Linked DNA regions of Homo sapiens: region 1 is linked to region 2. Evidence: chromatin loops called from intact Hi-C (ENCODE). Cell type or tissue: OCI-LY7. All regions are shown on one strand.

What was found. A loop is a pair of places that touch in the nucleus more often than their neighbours do. Peaks named below come from ENCODE experiments on the same cell type or tissue, not always from the same donor. Only the 100,000 strongest peaks of a DNase experiment are listed, where the experiment ranks them.
Region 1: a loop joins it to region 2, with 8 times the contacts of the local background. A loop is called at or near these places in 1 of 110 quality-filtered maps.

The regions. Positions count from the first base shown.
Region 1 is chr11:60,497,861-60,500,360 of GRCh38, reverse strand. The region is part of intron 2 of MS4A12 (membrane spanning 4-domains A12); the gene reads right to left. Among named protein-coding and RNA genes, the nearest start is that of MS4A12, 6.3 kb to the right of the region's middle. RefSeq lists enhancers at 991-1,120, 1,131-1,400. In OCI-LY7, no CTCF peak of the experiment used is centred here; DNase peaks (open chromatin) are centred at 1,330 and 1,740; H3K4me3 peaks cover 2,132 bases; H3K27ac peaks cover 2,500 bases.
Region 2 is chr11:59,817,670-59,820,169 of GRCh38, reverse strand. No RefSeq gene overlaps it. Among named protein-coding and RNA genes, the nearest start is that of MRPL16, 8.1 kb to the right of the region's middle. In OCI-LY7, no CTCF peak of the experiment used is centred here; DNase peaks (open chromatin) are centred at 801 and 1,389; H3K4me3 peaks cover 2,285 bases; H3K27ac peaks cover 2,500 bases.

The DNA.
Region 1 (2,500 bases), 680 kb before region 2:
TTAATCTTTTTTCTTTCTTTCTGAATTTCAGTTGCATCTCATGACATAAAACACACCTTATTACTTGATTTTGGATTCATTTATATTGTTTTTTTTTTTGTTTTTTTTTGGTTTTTTTTTGAGACAGAGTCTTGCTCTATTGCCCAGGCTGGAGTGCAGTGGCATGATCTCGGCTCACTGCAAGCTCCGCCTCCCGGGTTCACACCATTCTCCTGCCTCACCCTCCCGAGTAGCTAGGACTACAGGCTCCCGCCACCATGCCTGGCTAATTTCTTTTTGTATTTTTAGTAGAGACGGGGTTTCACGGGTTAGCCAGGAAGGTCTGGATCTTCTGACCTCTTGATCTGCCCGCCTTGGCCTCCCAAAGTGTATATTGTCCTTTTTTAAAAAGTTGCAGGTATGCAATCATTTTCTTACCAATCATTCTTCTTATCAATCATATATTACTAAAAGTAAGGTATACATCTTTTACCTCCTTGTACCTCTTATTGAACCTTCCTTCATTGTAAATAAAGATAGATTTCTGAGGAATAATCATTTCTAGATTGGTCCAAAACTTGATTGTAGATTTGTAATTTATTTTTCCCCATGGTTACATCTTATCTATCCAGGGAGACTGCAAATACAAAGACTGCTGTATTTATTTCTTCAATAAATAGCTACTGAACACAAGTAAATCGAATTAAAATTAGAAAAAAACCCAGTTTCATAAACAATGCTAAAAGTTTCTTGAGACATCAATAAAAACCATGAACCTTTCTCCCTGAAAAATTATTCTTGCACATTCATACACACACATACCATACTTTTGCTTATAGCTTCAGAGAGATGATGGGCCACGTTTAGCCTATCTCACTTAAAGAACTCCTGTATTAGACTTTATATTTGGTTTTTACAACTGTTCTTTAGAGCAGCAATTCAGCCGTCTGGTCACAAACTTCCCATTCTCATCCTTGCTGTCACCTTGATGAGGGGCAGTTAGATCTGGATTTGTACTGGCCCTCATTTCTCCTCCTACAGCCCTGGCTGTACCATCTACTGATCAAAATTGCCTATAGGACAGACTTAAAAATTTGGACATACAATTTGTCTGCATTTTTGGCCACAGAAGCACTTTAAGGTCTGAGTTGACTGGTACAGGTGTGCCAAGTCCTGCCACCTGTGGCCCCTGCACTGTCATGATGCCCAGGGCCTGCTGATGGCATAGAAATAACAAATCTTCAGAGAGAGGAAGTAGCTTCTGCCAACTGGAGATTTTGAAAACAAAACTTCACATTCTTTTAAAGTATTTTTATCACACGCCTCTTCGGTGCCGGGCAGCATGCTTCAGTGGTTCCTCATCCACCCAGTCAAAGCCAAAGCCTTCTGCTCTGCAGGCCTCACCACCTGTGGCCTCTGCCACTCATCTGCCCTCCTGACAACTGCCCCCTCCCTCACTCATTCTGTTCTATTTTATTGGCCTCCTCCCGGTTCTTCAAATACCTCAAAGACATTTTCATCTAAAGACTTTTACACTGGTTGTTTTCTCTTTCCCTAATATCTGCAGGGCTCACTCCTAACTTCAGGTTTTTGCTCAAATGTCATGTTCTAAGGAAAGCCCATTCTGACCACCTTGAAATTGCTGCCTCCTCACTGCCTAGTACTTTTTAGCCCTTTTACACTTCTTTGTTTTGTCTATATCATTCGACACCTTCTAACACACTAAGTACTTTACTTCCTTATTATGTATACAGTCTGATTTCCCCCTCTAGGGCGTAAGTTCTGTGAGGGCAGAGATTGCACCTCCTTTGTGCTTAATGATATTCCAAGCACCTGTGTGGGGCTGGCTGTATGGGGTGTTAGTTTGTCCCATTGGCTTATTAGGAGCAGGGAATTTCCTCTATCTGGGAGGAGGAGGATCAGAAGGGCCACCTCCACAGCTTAGTAAATAGGCTGCTGCAGGAGAACTTATGCTCATTTTTACTTCCCTAAAACATCACAACTTGAAATACATAGTAAGATGGCTAGAAGAGTTTCTGGCACATAATGAGCATTCATTTACGGAATGCTCCAGCAGAGCATTTTGAGCTATTCACAGGGAGAGACTTAATATAATTTGGTGGAATTGTGCTAGCGGGATGAATGATGTATTTGGAAAGCACGGAGAAGGGACTAACAATTCTACCTAGGCAGGTGGAATTTTCTTACAAGTAGGGCATTTTTGTTTTTACAATGCCTACAGAAACAAGGCAGTCAGTTCAGAGTCTCCTTTGTAGAAGTAAGGTGACAGTTAAACTGTAGCATCTCTAAGGGTATTGGTGAAAGAGGCATAGCAGATGGAATGTCCCCCAATTCTTTCACACTCAGCCTTTCCCAGACTGCCCATTTGTAGTTTCCTTTTCTGGGGGCAGCCATCATTGTTCATTGTTATGTAAATTCACCTTTATGCAAAAACCAGACTTGTAACTAATCCAGAGATGGGATTGAGATTGTCCAAAAAGTCCTTTGAAGAAATGAGATC
Region 2 (2,500 bases):
AGGATGGGCTCTAATCCAATTCGCTGAAATTTGCATTCACACAGACAGACATATACAGAAGAAAGATGATGTGAAGAGATGTAGGAAGAAGACGGTCATCTCCACGCTAAAGAGAGGCCTGGAAAAGATCCTTCCTCACAGCCCTTAGAAGCAGCAAGCAACCCCACAGACACCTTGATTTCAGACTTCCAGCCTCCAGAACAGTGAGGCAATAAGATTCTGTTGTTTAAGCCGCCCAGTGTGTGGTACTTTGTTTTGTGTTCGTTTGTGTGTTTGTGTATGTGTTTGTTTGTTTGTTTGTTAGAGACAGGGTGTCACTCTGTTGCCCAGGCTGTTCTTAAAGTCCTGGACTCAAGCAATTCTCCCACCTCAGCCTCCCAAAGTGCTGGCTTACAGGTGTGAGCCACTGTGTCCAGCCTGTGATACTTTGTCATGGCAGCTCTAGGAAACGAATACAGCACTCAGCAGTACTTTCCTTCTTAAAGAAGAATTCATAAAGCACTCATGAGAGAAAGAGGGTGCTTTAATAGTGATATCCTGTCTCTAAACAAACAAAGTACCATACACTGGGTGGCTTAAACAACAGAATCTTATTGCCTCACTGTTCTGGAGGCTGGAAGTCTGAAATCAAGGTGTCTGCAGGGTGGCTTGTCACTTCTAAGGGCTGTGAGGAAGGATCTTTTCCAGGACCTCTCTTTGACATTCTGAAGTACAAGGGGTCAGGACTTCAAGATATCAAATGTTTCACATGCACAAACACACACACACTCGGACACACACACACACCTGCTGTGGATCTCTCATCTGCTGTTCCCTTGATGCAGGCAAATTCATCTCTGCTGAGTTGTTGGCTGGTTGCACACAATTCTTCCCTCAGGCCCAGGACATCCATCATCACACCTACTCCAACTTCTTTCTCCCTGTCTTTGATGCAGTTCTGTTGATGTAAGAAACCCTACCTTGGCACTCTACACAGGAGTCCACACCTAGTCATGGAGTCCACACCTAGTCAACAGGACATGCATGCCTTTGCCCCACCATCAATGGAAATGTGGCTACTTCGCAACTGCAGCTCTCTACTTTTGATGCCACAGGCAGCTTCTACCAGCCTCCAAACATATCATTTTCTCAAGCCAGTGTCAAACCCCAAAGCCCACTGTCCCTTAAACTGCAGAAGAATTATATTAAACTCTCTGAATGATCTAGAAATGTCTTTCACTGGGCTTGATGGAGCACCCCCCAACCCTTGCCATTGAAGAGGGGAAGGCATGAAACTCACAGTACACCAACAACTGTGTTAACGAAATCTTTATTATAATCTCCAGTCTCCACTTCCTTTCTTGGCTTTTCTAGTGTTTTTTACAGGCTGGCAGAGAATGGGCAGCTAAAAATAGCAAAGCCAGTTCCTACCACCTGCTGCATAAACTGCCTAAAAGGCCCAGCACCTCACTGTGAAATGTGGAGATTACCTTGTGGTCCCAAGCAAAACTGAGGCAGAAACAATCGCATTTTAACAACCTGTTATAAATGTAACACCGAGTGGTGTTTTTCACCTTTCATATTGGCAAAGCCGTAGAAAAATTATAATATCCTTCTTTAGCAAGGGTGTTGATCAAGAAAACACTCTGATCATGGAGGCCAATTTTGCACAACTGTATAAAGTCAAAAGACATAAAATGAACATTCCCTTTGATCCATAAATTTCTCCTTTTGAAAGTGCCCAAAAGAAATACAAAATAACAAAAATGTACAAGGCTGCTTATTGCAGCATGGCCTATAATAACAGATTTGTAAATAATTTAACTGAGCAGCAATAATGATTCATTATGATGAACACATTCATAGAAATACTTTAATATAGCCCATGAATACTGAGACAGAAAACAATAAGATTAATTGGCATTGTTCTTTCTTCTTGGTCACACAATTAAAGAGTTGATGCATTTTTTGCACCTGTTGACTTAATAGATGAGAACAGCTGAAATGGCTTTCTTGTAAAACTTCAGTAACTCTTCCAGTTGAGACTGAATTTAATTTACCTTGAAACCTCTGGAATAAGTGTAGACACATTAATTTTGCTCATGGCACTATAGTAGATGCTCAAGAGATGTTTGTTGAATGAATAGACACTTGAATGGAAATCCCAGCTCTGTGCAATGATCTTAATAATCTTAATGATTTCTGTGTGTTATATCCACCATTATCATGTACATAATAGGATTCCAGTAAAATAATCTATGTGCATGTGAAAGTCCTTTGTAAAGAGTAAATCATGCTAATATGTTAATGGTTAATATTTTATTAGAGAATATTGTTTTTTGTTCTGGCAAAATCTATGGTATCATTGCCCTTTTACAAATGCTCTAAAGCATGTAGAAGCTAATTTTTTTTCTTTTCTTTTCTTTTTTTTTTTTGAGATGGAGTCTCACTCTGTCACCCAGGCTGGAGTGCAGTGGCACAATCTCGGCTCACTACAACCACTGCCTCCTGGGTTCAAGTA